Regions from separate parts of the Homo sapiens genome. Here all the other regions are linked to region 1. Evidence: chromatin loops called from intact Hi-C (ENCODE). Cell type or tissue: PC-9. All regions are shown on one strand.

Region 1 (5,000 bases):
TCTTGAGCCCAGGAGTCGGAGGCTGGAGTGAGCCGAGATCGTGCCACTGCACTCCAGCCTTGGCGACACAGCAAGACTCTGTCTCAAAAAAAAAAAAAAAAAAAGTTTTTCACTCAGTATTCTGCCTAGGTGTTTAATCTGCTGATTTCGAGTCTTGCATAGTATTAATATTTCATGTGTGCAACTACCACATTTTACCTATCCACTCTTCTCAGTGATGGATTTGCGAATGTCCTCCAACTCATTGCCACTTCAAATAATGCCTTAATAAACAATTCCTTACATGTTCTCTCATAACCTATGCAAACATTGCTGAGTCATAGGAACCTGTAATGGTTCCAATATCCTCAAAGTCCTGCCAAAATCTGGCATCATCTGGCTTCCTAAATTTTGCCAACTTAATAAGTATAAAGTTTTTATTACTTTTTTAACTATTCATAAACCTTGAAAAAGAAAACTACCACCTTTCTTTCCTATTAAAGGAGTATAAAGTAATAACAAAACCTAAGGAATATATTGTGAAAGCAAAAACCACAGAAAAATTCAAATATGGATGCAAAATTCTAAAATATAACTGGACTCCAACACATTAAAAGAATAGTATATCAGAATCATAAATATATATTATAGGATTTATTCCAGGAATGCAAGAATAGTTCAATATTAGCCCCAAAATAGATAGATGGATGGATGAATGAATGAAATCATCTCCAAAGACTCTGAAATACCCATTCTGGATAAGAATATGCTATAAAGTAGGAATAGTTGGATATTTCCTTAGTATTGCAAAAATATATCTATCTCAGCTCAAAAGCTATAAAAAAGCCAGGTGTGGTGGCTCACGCCTGTAATCTCAGCATTTTGGGAGGCCGAGATGGGTGGATCACCTGAGGTCAGGGGTTCGAGACGAGCCTGGCCAGCATGGTGAAACCCAATCTCTACTAAAAATACAAAAATTAGCCAGGCATGGTGGCAGGCGCCTGTAATCCCAGCTCTTCGGGAGGCTGAGGCAGGAGAATCGCTTAAAGATTGAGGCGAAGGTTGCAGTGAGCCGAGATCATGCCACTGCACTCCAGCCTGGGCAACAGAGCAAGACACTGTCTCAAAAAAAAAAAAAAATTAAGATAGGTACATGTATTAGCAGCTACTAAATTAGTAGTGCAGGTCTAGAGAATCAACCAAAAAAATAGATGCAAAATTAATTCACAGAAATCTATAGCTTTAATACACACAAAATAATCAGAAGATATAAAGGAACGAAAAAACCTATTTACAAGAGTAACAAAAAACTTAAAATACTTAGAAATAAATCTGACAAGAAATGTGAGAGACATATGAAGAAAACTTTAAAAACATAAAAAGAAAGCTTGAACCTAGTACATTTTTGGTTAGAAAGTTCTATAGCATAAGACGTGGTTTCTCCCTAAGTCAATCCACATGATCCTATTAAAAATAGTAACAAGTTCTTGCAATTGAACTAGACAAGGTGATCCTAAATTTCATATAAAAAATAAACAACAGGACGGGTGCGGTGGCTCACGCCTGTAATCCCAGCACTTTGGGAGGCTGAGGTAGGCAGATCACTCGAGGTTAGGAGTTTGAGAAAAGCCTGGCCAACATGGTGAAACCCCATCTCTACTAAAAACACAAAAATTAGCCAGGCGTGGGGGCAGGCGCCTGTAATCCCAGCTACTCAGCAGGCTGAGACAAGAGAATCGCTTGAACCCAGGAGGTGGAGGTTGCAGTAAGCTGAGATCACGCCCCTGCACTCCAGCCCGAGTGAGAGAGTGAGACTCCATCTCAAAAAATAAAAAATAAACAAACAAACAACAGGCTGGGTGCAGTAGCTCATGCCTGTAATCCCAGCACTTTGTTCAGCTGAGGTGGGCAAATCACCTGAGGTCAAGAGTTTGAGACCAGCCTAGCCAACACTGAAAACCCCATCTCTATTAAAAATACAAGAAAAATTAGCCAGGCATGGAGGGTGATGCATGCCTGTAGTCCCAGGTACTCGGAGTGCTGAGCCAGGAAGAATCGCTTGAACCTGGGAGGCGGAGGTTGCAGTGAGTCAAGATGGCGCCACAGCACTCCAGTCTGAGTGACAGAGCAAGACTCCATCTCAAAAAAATAAACAAACAACAGATCAGTAACACAGAGGCACAACAAGATGGCAGAATAGGACCCGTCAGTGATAGTTCCCCACAGAAACATCAATTTGAACAACAATCCACAAAAGAAAATATCTTCGCTAGAGCTAGGAAAACCAGTTGATAGATAAAAGTACTAGATTTTACAAGGAGAAGAAGATGCATTAAAGATAATAGGAAGGACAGTCTCATATTATCTGTACCAACCCTTCCCCAACCCTAGGTAGTGATGAGAGACACCGCCCACATGGCAGAAGGAGAGGTTAGTGGACATGGGACTTTGCCTTAGAGCCCAGTACTAAGTCTGCCACAGTAATACACAGAACCAGAAAAAACCCCACAGCCTAATTCCAGGCCTGTGCCCACGGACAAAGATTGTGGACCCACACTAAGCACCAGAAAGGAATTCCCCACCCCATCAGGATGAATGGGATTCTCACATCACTGGGCCCCAAATAAATTTCAGCATGGTAGCAGCCTGGGCCTTGGGCATGACCCATTTCCACCCTGGTCCAAGAGGCCATAGGCTTCAGGTGTAGCCCTGCATAGCATCAGCTGTGGCAGCCACAGGACTGCCCACATCACCTTTCCCTCCAACTGTAGGCAACATGGTACAGAGAAAGACACCATCTACTTTAGGGAAGGAGACCGAATTATGCATGAAACTTTTCCTTGGAACCCAGTACCAAGCCCACAACAACAAAACCAGCACCTGGTTCAGGGCCCTGGCCAGCATTACCACACGAGGTGGGGAACTCTCCCTGGGTCTTACTCAGGTCCATCGGGGCCAGGGACATTGGAGTCTGTAACAGAGTCCCAGCTACATAGGCTTACAGTGCCCTCTAGCGCTAAGATGGCTACAGTGACCACAGGCTTAGGGAACTCAACAGTCAGGCTCCTTTGAATTCCTGGAAGGCTCTCTGAAAGACAGGTACAAACAAGGCCAGATTGCAAAAATTGGAATATATATCAATTTCTTCAATGCCCAGATATTGACACACATTGGAAAGCATCAAGAACATTAAGGGAACTATGACCTCACCAAACCAACTAAATAAGGTGCCAGTGATCCATCCTGAAGAGATTGAGAAGTATAATCTAAGACAGGGAATTCAAAATAGTTGTTTTGAGGTAGCCCAATAAACTTCAAGAAAACACAGAGAAATAATTCAGAAATCTATGAGAGAAACTTTACAAAGAGATTAAAATAATCTTGGCCAGGCGTGGTAGCTCATGCCTGTAATCCCAGCACTTTGGGAGGCCGAGGCAGGCAGATCACCTGAGGTCAGGAGTTCGAGACCAGCCTGACCAACATGGTAAAACCCCATCTCTACTAAAAATACAAAAAAAATTAGCCGGGCGCTGTGTCAGGTGCCTGTAATCCCAGCTACTCGGGAGGCTGAGGCAGGAGAATCGCTTGAACCCGGGAGGCGGAGGTTGCCGTGAGCCAAGATCACGCCACTGCACTCCAGCCTGGGCAACAAGAGTGAAACTCCATCTCAAAATAAATAAATAAGTAAATAATAATAATAATCTTTTAAAAATCAAACAGAAATCCTGGAGGTGAAATACACTGAACAAACAAAAATGCATTAAAATGCTGTCTTGACAGCAGAAATTATAAAGCAGAAGAATAAATCTGTGAGCTCAAAGACAGGATATTTGAAAATACAGAGGAGGAAAGAAAAAAAGAATGAAAAAGAACAAAAGAAAGCTTAAAGAATCTGTGTGATAGTGTCAAAAGAACAAATGTGGCCAGGCGCGGTGGCCCACGCCTGTAATCCTAGTATTTTGGGAGGCCGAGGTGGGTGGATCATGAGGTCAGGAGTTCAAGACCAGCGTGACCAACATGGTGAAACCCTGTCTCTACTAAAAATACAAAAAAAAAAAAAAAATCAGCCAGGCATGGTGGCTGGCGCCTATAATCTCAGCTACTTGGGAGGCTGAGGCAGGAGAATTGCTTGAACCCTGGAGGCGGAGGCTGCAGTGGGCAGGGATTGTGCCACTGCACTCCAGCCTGGGTGAACAGTGCAAGACTCCATCTAAAAAAAAAAAAAACAAACAAAACAAAAAAAACAAATGTACGAGTCACTGGCATTCAAGAGGGAGTGCAGAATGAGAACGGAGGGGAGTAGAAAGTTTATTCAAAGCAATAATAACAGGGAACTTTCCAAACCTAGAGAAAGATATAAATATTGAGGTATGGAAAGGTAAAAAGTTCCCAATTAAATTTAATGAAATAAGACTACTCCACGGCATATAATAATCAAATTCTCAAAGGTCAAGGACAAAGAAAAGGTCATTAAACCAGCAAGAGAAGAGAAGCAAATAGGCTAGGTGTGGTGGCTTATGCTTGTAATCCCAACACTTTAGGAGACTATGGTAGGAGGATTGCTTGAGGCCAGAAGTTCAAGACCAGCCTGGGCAACATAGTGAGACTCCCATTTCTACAAAACACTTAAATTAAACTGTAATTTTTAAAAAAGAAAACAAGCAAATAACAAGTAAAGGAGCTCCAATAGGTCTGGCAGCAGACTTCTCGGCAAAAACCTTACAGGCTAGGAGGGAGTGGGATGACAGTCAAAGTGCTGAAGGAAAAAAACATCAACCAAGAATACTTCATCCAGTAAAACTATCCTTCAGACATGAAGAAGAGAGGAAAGACTTTCCCAGACAAATGAAAATTGGGGAAATTCATCAACACCAGACCTGTCTTATATAACAACTGCTAAAGGCACTTCTTCAATCTGAAAGAAAAGGATGCTAATGTGTAACAAGCAAACATCTGAAGGTATAAAACTCACTGGTAAAACTAAGTACACAGACAAATTTAGAAAACTCTAATATTATAAC
Region 2 (5,000 bases), 500 kb before region 1:
GAAAATTCAGTTCCCTGCAAAACTGTCCTCAGAGACAGTGTTGACTTGTCCCCAACCTTGCTCTCTCATCATTCAAGGGGAGAATTCATAGCACTTGAAAAAGAACTTGGTCCTTGAGTGGTTTGGAAGAGACACACTGTATCGGTGGTGGAGCTGCCTGACACAGACATTTTTGGGCTAAATATGGCCTTAGAGGCTTGCTGAGTTCTTGTGACTTTGGCATTTGAGCAGAAGTGGGTAAATGGTTTTGATTCCCAGGGTTTTATTAGAAGCATTTATACCACCCGGGTAAAAGGTCAGCTTTGTTTCTTCCCTTCTCCAGGGTCTCTTCAGGAAAAAGAGGTGCTGGAGAGAGTCGAGAAAGAGAAAATGGAACGTGAGAAAGACAACGGCATCCGTCCTCCCAGTCTCGAGACTGCCAGTCCTCTGTACCTGCTCTTGAAAGCACCCAGCTCCCTACCCCTGAGAGGGGATGCCCAGATCTCAGTGACGCTGGTTAATCACAGTGAGCAGGAGAAGGCAGTGCAGCTGGCAATTGGGGTCCAGGCTGTACACTACAACGGTGTCCTTGCTGCCAAGCTCTGGAGGAAGAAGCTGCACCTCACGCTCAGTGCCAACCTGGGTAATGCTCTATGGCCCCACCAGACACCCCCCGACACACACACACACATGGCCCCTGCCTTGGGCAGGCAGCAGCCACAGGGCACCCCCTGCAGTCTCTAGAGATGGCTTTGAGCCCCTGCTGCTCACTCTCATGTTCTCTCTCATTCATTCATTCAACACATATTTATTGGGCCTGAAGCAGGAAAAAAACACGATGCCAACTGCAGTCAGATAAGTAAACAGACCCTTCGTAGCAGTGTGAGAAGTGTTTGCTGAGTTTAACAGAGTACAGTGGCAGGAGAGCACCTCCCCCCAGGCTGGAATAAGCTGCCCCCAAATAAATTGTACTGCATGGAATCTGGAAGGATGAGTAGGAGAGTAATGGCCAGAAAAGTAAGTCTTGGCATTCCAGACGGAAGGAGCAACGTGTGCAAAGGGCCCTGCTCATCCCTGAGGTTCTTTCTTAATTGGTCTGAGATGGGGTCCAGGTATTGTTTTTTTCTTTTTTTAACACCCTGTGTTATTCTACAGTTAAGATTCCCTGAACCAGAACAATTGTTTTTAAATTTTGCTGCACATTAGAATCACCTGGGGGAAGTTTGATGCTCAGCCTGCATCTCAGGCCAATTAAATGACAGATTCTATGGTGGGCTGGACGCAGTGGCTCATGCCTGTAATCCCAGCACTTTGGGAGGCCAAAGTGGACAGATCACCTGAGGTCAGGAGTTCAAGATCAGCCTGGGCAACATGGTGAAACCCCGACTCTACTAAAAATACAAAAATTAGCCAGGCTTGGTGGCACACAACTGTAATCCCAGCTACTGGGGAGACTGAGGCAGGAGAATCGCTTGAACCCAGGAGGCAGAGGTTGCAGTGAGCCAAGATCATGCCACTGCACTCCAGCCTGGGTGACACAGTGACACTCCGTCTCAAAAAGAAAAAAAACAAAAACTCCATGGTGGAACACATCAGAATTTTTAAAAACTGAAGTAATTCCGATGTGCAGACAAGTGTGAGAATCAGTTGACGAGAGCTTGTCTACAGCATTGCAACAGCCTTCTAACCGGTCACCTCACCTCCAGTCTCTGTATCACTCTTCCCTTTCCAAGCATGGGAGGAGTGGAGTTGGGAGAGTGGCGTGAGAACTGGACAGGGCCCAGGTGACACAGGGTCTTGTCTCTCTTGCTAAGGAGTTTGAGTTTTGTTCTCTGGGTAATGGAAAACTGGTGGAAGGTTTCAACCAGGGTAGTCAATGGAATCAGAAATTCATTTTAACAAGAAAGAACTTTTGGCAGAATGGAATGGAAGGGGTCATATAAGAAGAGTGCTTCTTAACCTTAGCTGCACATTGAGTCATCTTGGGAACTTTTTTTTGGGGGGGGGGCGGAGGGGGCAGCCTTCTGAGCCAGAGTAGGTTCAGAGACTCCGATCATCTGGGGAACTTTTAAAAATACTGATGTCTGGGCTTCATCGCCAGAGTCTGATGTAACTGATTTGGGGTGTGGCCTGGCATTGGGATTGTTTTGTAAAGCTCCCCACTTGATTCTAACATGCATCCAGTCTTGAGAACCACTGGATTGAAGATGAGAAGGTTGTGTAAATCATCAAGTCAAGAAATCAAGGCCAAACTAAGCTAGCAGCACTTAGAGTTAAAACATATTAAGGAGTTGAGATAGATGGGGCTTGTGAATGTGTGAATGTGTATATGTGTGTGGTGGGTGCTTCTGGTTTGGGTGAGTCACTAGAATAGGAAAAATGGGGAGGAGCAAGTTTGGGGAGAAAAAGGATGGATTTGGTTGTGGCACATTGTGTCTGAAAGCCCGTGACACACGCAAGTGGAGCTGGCCAGCAGGTGGCAGGAGACCTTGGTAAGATAAAGTTCTGGGCTGGAGCTCAGACGTGGAAATCCCAGCACAGGGGGGCCAACAAAGAGTCAGGGCATAGATGAGCTCATGGCAGTGGGGAGAGGTCAGTGAGTAGATGAGAGGGTGAGGAGGGAACCCAGCAGCAGCAGCAGCATTTAGGGGGCGATCAGAGGAAAAGCAGAGTAAGGGAGGTCAAATAGTCAAAGAAAGGGGGCACCCAGCAAGGTCAGCAGAAAGGGCACGAGGTGTCAAGGCTGAAAAGCACCATTAAGAGAGTGGACTTACAGAGAAGCTTCCTGGGCGTTAAGCCAATTGCGTTGGGAAGGTGAGACAAACTGTCTAGTCCTCCCTGGAGGCATGACAGGAAAAGGTGAGGCTGGGGAGTAGTCAGCCAGGGACACTGGGCAGAGGGAGAGAGTTGAACCTGCTTCTATGCTGAGGAAAATAAGCAGGCAAGAGGGAAAGAATGGAGCCTCAGGAGAGATGGGTTAAAATTGATAGTGCTATGCTTGGGGATATGAGACAACTAGAATAATTGTAGCTCACATTTATCAGGCACTTACTATTTGCCCAAAATGGTGTTAAGTGCTTTATATGCATCATATGCATCATCTTGTTAGCCCTCACAACCACGTTCTGTGGCAAGAACCATTGCTATCCCCACTTTACAGATGAGGAGATGAGACACAGAGAGGGTCGTTAATTTACTCAGGGTTACACAGCTAGTGTGATGGGGTCAGGATGGGGCACAGATTTAGAAAGCAGAGGATTCAACTTAGGCAGGGGGGATACCTCATCCCCTGAGCAGTAGTGACAGTAGGAGTAGATATTTCTTCTGTAAGGTGACAAAGCGAGACCCTGTCTCTAAAACAAAACAAAAACCCTACAAACAACACAAACCATCCCACTAGGTAGGCATTATTAGACAAGGACACTGAGGCCGAAAGAGCTTAACTTGTTCCAGTTCACAGGGGACCCTTTCCCAACCCCACTGAGGTGGTCTGCCAAGAGCATTGTCGGGGTTGGTGATGGGGATGAGGGTGAGGAGTGAGGTCTTGAGTGAGTTCCAAGTGTACAATTGCTGGGGAAAATGGTGCATCTTTCTGGCCTCAGTGAGGCCCTGAGTCCTTTGTATTGTGTGTGTAACTATGGCTGTTTCTGGGGTACATACACCTGTTGCCACTGACTCCACCTGTCATGTGTTTCAGAAAAGATAATAACCATCGGCCTGTTCTTCTCCAATTTTGAGCGAAACCCACCCGAGAACACCTTCCTTAGACTCACCGCCATGGCAACACACTCTGAATCCAACCTTAGCTGCTTTGCTCAGGAAGACATTGCCATTTGTAGACCACACCTTGCCATCAAGGTAGGCACCAGTCCTCCCCTGAGTTGCCCTCGTCTGCCACCACTCAGGTCCCCATTTCAGAAGGAATCCAGGCCCCTTCAGAGCAGATGACTGTGCTGCAAGATTACCAGAAAATGCTACATTTAAGAGCTCCTTCCCTTGAAAGACATAGTTTCTTACATGCCCTATTAAGGTTTAAATCTTCCAACTTCTTTAGTTAAGTAAAGGTTTCTAAAATTGGGGCCTTCCCAGTTACTGCCTCCTACCTACAGGGATCATAATAGCCTATGTTTATTTAGCACCTCATACACATGCCAGAGGATTTTCAGCTCCTTTATTTCTTTCTAAGCCCTGTGAGGTAGAACTGTTCCCATTATTCAGATGAAAAAAGTGAGCCCTAGAGAGCAACATGCCCAAGATTATAAAAACAGGAAGTTCTAGAGGCTTATGGCTCTTGGTCCAGCCCTCTTTCCATGTGTCTACCCTGGCCAAAATGAATGAGATCTGATCCCTGCCCGCAAGCAGGTTATAGTTTAGTTAGGGAGACACAACATTTGGTCTTCCAGATAAGTGCTTTAATAGATGCACAAAGTTGCTATGGAATAAGTGAAGCAAAGGGAATTAATTCCAGCTGGTGGGTTTGGGGATGACCTTATGAAAGAGATGACATCTATGCTGGGCCTTGAAAAATGGGTACCCTTTCAGTACAGAGGTAGGGGAAGGCCACTGAAGACAGAAGAAGACAGCAAAGAGGTGTAATGGAAGGTAGCGTGAGGCGTGTGCTGGGGATGGAACAGTCCCTGACGGGGCTGGGATGTCACTTAGTCATGGGAAGAACAGGTGAGGTGGGAGAGGGGGTTTGGGGACACACCATGAAGAACGTTGAATACAATGTAAACTGAATTCCCAAGACAGTGGGAAACCCTCCAAGGGGTCTGCATAGAGGAGAGGCGACATCAGAAATCATCAGTGAAGGACCAAGGGTGGGAATAAATGCAGGAAGAGCAGGTAGAGCGGTAGAAGACATCAGCTGTGAAGTTTGAGTCAGCTTGGCAGAGATGAGGAAACTTACTGAGGAGGGTACAGGGGTGCATGGGAGGAGAGAGTGACTGCAGCTGTGCCCTTGGCATCCACACCAGGTATTGCCTCTTCCCACAGATGCCAGAGAAAGCAGAGCAGTATCA
Region 3 (5,000 bases), 580 kb before region 1:
ATGACTCTTTCTGCAAAACTTAATCAGAATACATGATTGTAACGGAAAAAAAAAAGAATAGTAATTCTTTAATAACATCCAATATCCAGTCAACGTAGAGAGGGGGAACTTGGCTCTGGGCAACGTTTCCACTCTCAACCCCCGCAGGCGTAGTTTCTCTCTCCTTCCCACTGCCACCTCAGTCCTGTCCACAAACTCCAAAAGGGAAGAGGTGGGGGAAGCCTTGCTGAGGGAGAGCACGTTTTCCCCATTCTCCAACCGTGGCGACCTGTGACCCTCTTTGAAACTGAGACAAATACCTGTGCATTTGGCAGCCAAAGCATTGTGACAAACATTGTGCACGTCTATTATGAGCCCACCCTGGCTCCTCCAGGGCCCGCAGCGTCTGCTCTGAGCTCCTCTACCTGATTTCAAGACTGGCACGTGTGGCCCTACATTGATCTCTAGACTTTTTCTGCTCTGATCCCTTCCCTGCTTCTTCAAGTCCTCCAGATAGGAGTCTAAGTCCTTGATACCCACCATGCTCAAAGACCTCAGGTAAATATGCCCACTCTCCTCTTCCTGCCCACCCAGTCCATCAAAGCCCATTGGCACCAAAGCCTTCTCTCATCTGTTCAGCCGAGGGGGGTCTCTCACTCTCCGAATTCTGTTTCCATTTTTCATCAGAACCACGCAGTTTAGTGTTTCAGAATTTCAAACCTAATACATTCCCAATTTGATTTATAAGCTCTTCAAAGGCAGGAACTTGTCTTATATTTAGCGCCCTCCCCCTGCCCCCACATCCCCATATACATGCCATCCCCAAAAGTCTGTTAGTGACTTAAAGTTTCAGAAGTCTAGACATTTGCTCTTCTCTTTTTTCTCCCTTAAAATCACTTGGAAGTTTGAAGAGGACATCATAGACATCTGCTTTGAGATCCTGAACAAGAGCCTGTATCACTTAAAGAACCCGGCCAAAGACTGTTCCCAGCGGAACGACGTGGTGTATGTGTGCAGGGTGGTGAGTGCCATGGTAAGGATGGATGCTTCCCGCCGTCTGAGGACAGTCTGAGCTTCCCCGGGAGCTGTGGAAACCCACCTGTCTGTCCTCTGCAGATCAACAGCAACGATGACAATGGCGTGCTGCAGGGGAACTGGGGCGAGGACTACTCCAAAGGGGTCAGTCCTCTGGAGTGGAAGGGCAGTGTGGCCATCCTACAGCAGTGGTCAGCCAGGGGCGGGCAGCCTGTGAAGTACGGACAGTGCTGGGTCTTCGCCTCTGTTATGTGCACCGGTGAGCGAAAGATCACTCACTTAGGGGTGTGATTAACTTCATTATCAGAGAAGTTAACTGTGGCTCATAAAGGTTCAGTAGCTTGCCCATGGCCCCACAGCTGGGGGTGGTGGGCACCCAGGCCCTGAGCTAGCACACCATACAGTCTCGAGGGATCCTGTGCATTTATGTGAGAGGGGGATTGACCTGTGGCAATCATCTCACAGTATCCTTGATGGATCAGTCAGACTGTTAAAACTGTCATCTGGATAGAGGAGTTTGTGGTCCCGAAGCAGAAACCAAATGGCTCCTTTCTGCCACCTGCTCAGGCATCTCAGCTCAGGGTGAGCCTGGCATGGGGGGGCAGGTGGAAGTAGATGGCGTGAGATAGCTGACCTCACCCATAGGCAGAGCTAGCAGCCCCCAAATGCTTCACTGAGAGATCCTTGAGCAGTTATCATTATAGACTTGCCACCTTGCTGACTACCCTTAAAGAACATCAATGTTTTATGCAGTATCAATTATTTACAATTCAGTGCAAAGTTGTTGAGCAGACCATCTGTGAAGATGAGAGAAAGATGGAGAGTACTTGTCTCACCCTTGCAAGGCCAGAATCTGTTAGACAGGCCTGTCCTGCTACATTATGGAGCTCGATGAACATTTGCTGAACTAACAGGGTGACTCTGAGTTGGAGAAAGGAGGAGCAGAGAATGGGGAGGACAGAGACAGGTGCCAAAGACAAGGGCAGAGACTTTTTGGAGAGGGGCAGCAGAGGCTGGCAGTTATATACAGGTGCTGCAGACACAGAGGAGGTTTAAATCTGAGTGTTTGAATCCAGTGACCTCACTTTGCCCAGGTGTGAAATGGGGCTAGGGCTACCCTGGCACTCAGTATTCTCAGTTGTTCCTTGGGCTGGGAAGTCCCCAGGCCGTGCTAGGTAGGTGTTATGGAGGAGGCCTGGGATGAGCAGGAGAAGGACGAGGTCCACCACCCTGCTCCATTTCCAAGCCTCTCCCCACTCCCAGGCGCTCGAGTTACAGGGCCACTGCGCACTGGGGGAGCTGCCCCTGCCAAGCTTCCTATGGCCACTTCCAGCCCAGGTGTAGCTCCCACGCCTGCTAAGGATCTGTGACAAGCCCAGGAGCTGTGCTGTGAGTGGACAGGTGACTGCAGACAGGAAGCCTTCTTGGGGGCTCTTCAGTGAACCAAAACAAAAGGATTGGTCGCTGTCAATATTCCTTTTACTTTTTGAAGCTGTGTAATCCTCCTGGCAGCCTCAGTAGGCACCGTCTGCCCCTCCTAGGAGGGAGATAGTGGGATAAACCTCTCTGAACTTACCATGCTGGCTGATGTCAGTACCCACGTCCCCTCAGGGTCACACCTGGCTCTTGCTGGCTCTTGGCTTGACTTCATCTGGCTCTGGGCAGGCAGGGGTGTGTGTGTGTGTGTGTTTGTGTGTATGTGTTGGGGGTAATGTTTACACTGTGTGACTAGATTTGTGAAATCATAACTCAGCTTTTAAAAGCCTTTGTAGCAGTATCATGAGAAGCCACAAGAGGGAGCTGCTGCCTTATTAAAGATGGTTGCTGACTGTGATTTCCTCTTATCTCTGCTGACGGTTTCCACTGTCTCTAGAAGTCTATCTTGTCCCTCTATCCATCCTCGAATTTCTTTCATACCTCCCCCTACCTCTTGTCTTTAAGTAGAATTACAGATCCCAAATTTCAGAGCTAGGGTGGGAGGAGGGTGATGAAATAATCTGTACAACAACCCCCCGTGACACGTGTTTACCCACGTAACAAACCTTCATGTGTACCCTCAAACCTAAAATAAAAGTTAAAAAACATTTCGGAACTAAATTTTCAGCCTCCCTAGTAGCTGGAACTGCAGGCATGCACCACCACACCCAGCTAATTTTTTTTTGTATTTTTAGTAGAGACGGGGTTTCCCCATGTTGGCCAGGCTGAGTCTCAAACCCCTGACCTCGTGATCCGCCTCAGCCTCCCAAAGTGCTGGGATTACAGGCGTAAGCCACCGCGCCTGGCCCTCTGTCTTTAACTTGGAAAGCTGCTGAGTGGAAAGACTCCTAAATGATAAGTCGGATTATTGTTAACTGTTGTTTTAAGCGACCCTCAAATGATTCCTTTCTCCTTGTGGGATGTTGATCACTGATGGGGCAGCAGGGCTGTGGGACTGGGTGTGGGGCTCTGGGAATAAAGGAGTTACTGGTGTGGTTCCGTAAGCGTCTTGGCTTTCTCTCCTCCAGCTTGAAAGTTACAAATTATGCATGGAAAACCAATAATTCTGCCTGAAATGAACTCAGCGATTCTCTATATTTTTCTCTTTAGTAATGAGATGCTTAGGTGTTCCAACCCGTGTTGTTTCCAATTTCCGTTCCGCGCACAACGTGGATAGGAACTTGACCATCGATACGTACTATGACCGAAATGCCGAGATGCTGTCAACTCAGAAACGAGACAAAATATGGTGAGAGGCACTGTCTTGAACAGATCTCTGCTTTGTCCCAGGGAGGGCAGAAAAACTGACCTGGTTCTCTCTGGCTCTTGAGGAAATATTGCAAGATTGCCCTGAGCATTGCTGCTAATGCTCAGAGAAGAGAAGAATTCCCCAACCCAGGAGGCTGTTCTGGCTAATTAGGTCATCAAATTTAACTCATTTCAGAGGTAGAAAACAATGGGATAACATTCTGGGGCCTCAACCAAATGACTAGCTGGGCGTCTTCTGAACACTGACCTCAAAAGTCTTTATTCATCTTCCTCTTTCTTCTCTGAGTTTCTGTTTGTACCATCCAGTTTTCCCAGAAGTCAGACAGAGCCTGGACTGGCTGCTTCTGTAGACCTCTTCTTGTCTCTCTTGACTTCTTCCTCTGCCCAACCCACTCCCTGTCTGCATGCATGTGTCTGTGCATGTATATGCATGCGTGTGTGTGTGTGTGTATCTCTGTGCATCCCTTTATTTGTGTATCTCTGGCTTCTTTTCCTGGTTCCTTTGTTCTCAGCTCTACCCGCAAATCTGGTTTCCTGTTTCTCTTTTTCCAGCCAGTTTCCAGATAAGACTCGCTGTGTTGGTTTGTTTGTTTTTGAGATGGAGTCTCGCTCTGTTGCCCAGGCTGGAGTGCAATGGTGCGAACTCAGCTCACTGCAATCTCCACCTCCCAGGTTCAAGCAATTCTCCTGCCTCAGCCCCCCGAGTAGATGGGACTACAGGCACGTACCACCACACCTGGCTAATTTTTGTATTTTTAGTAGAGACGGGGTTTCACCATGTTGGTCTCGAACTCTTGACCTCAGATGATCCACTCGCCTCGGCCTCCCAAAGTGCTGGGATTACAGGCCTGAGCCACCGCACCCAGCCTCCAGGTAAGATTCCTTGAGTTGTGTAAGAACTACCTGCTGTCCTAGGAGCCCCCTCCGTCTCTGAGCTTCAATTTCCTTGTCTGTAAAATGAAGATAACATCTACTTCACAGGGTTGCTAGGGTGAAATGAGATCAATGCCAGTAAGGAGGGCTTTTCAGCCTGGGATCCACAGATAGACTCCTAGAGGTCTGAATTGTCTCTGATTCAGGAAGCAGTGGTGTATCTGAGGATATGTAACTTAGGCACAGTTCTGTCTTTGAATGCATATCTTGAGTCTAATCATGAGGAAACATCAGACAAGCCCAAAATGGGGGCCACTCTGGTTTTAAAAAATAGATAAATAACATAAAGACTGTTTTCATTAAAAGCC

What was found. Peaks named below come from ENCODE experiments on the same cell type or tissue, not always from the same donor. Only the 100,000 strongest peaks of a DNase experiment are listed, where the experiment ranks them.
Region 2: a loop joins it to region 1, with 13 times the contacts of the local background. A loop is called at or near these places in 17 of 110 quality-filtered maps.
Region 3: a loop joins it to region 1, with 8 times the contacts of the local background. A loop is called at or near these places in 16 of 110 quality-filtered maps.

What each region holds. Positions count from the first base shown.
Region 1 is chr15:42,702,573-42,707,572 of GRCh38, reverse strand. All of the region lies in intron 26 of STARD9 (StAR related lipid transfer domain containing 9), which reads right to left. Among named protein-coding and RNA genes, the nearest start is that of CDAN1, 32 kb to the left of the region's middle. In PC-9, a CTCF peak has its summit at 2,972 (motif pointing left); a DNase peak (open chromatin) is centred at 312.
Region 2 is chr15:43,201,952-43,206,951 of GRCh38, reverse strand. It overlaps EPB42 (erythrocyte membrane protein band 4.2), which reads left to right. Exons shown (of 13, transcript NM_001114134.2): 10 at 323-622; 11 at 3,677-3,837; 12 at 4,975-5,000. Among named protein-coding and RNA genes, the nearest start is that of EPB42, 17 kb to the left of the region's middle. RefSeq lists a silencer at 2,367-2,661. In PC-9, a CTCF peak has its summit at 2,437 (motif pointing right); no DNase peak of the experiment used is centred here.
Region 3 is chr15:43,283,553-43,288,552 of GRCh38, reverse strand. It overlaps TGM7 (transglutaminase 7), which reads left to right. Exons shown (of 13, transcript NM_052955.3): 5 at 884-1,012; 6 at 1,096-1,273; 7 at 3,601-3,739. Among named protein-coding and RNA genes, the nearest start is that of TGM7, 16 kb to the left of the region's middle. In PC-9, a CTCF peak has its summit at 2,801 (motif pointing right); DNase peaks (open chromatin) are centred at 2,792 and 4,682; H3K27ac peaks cover 391 bases.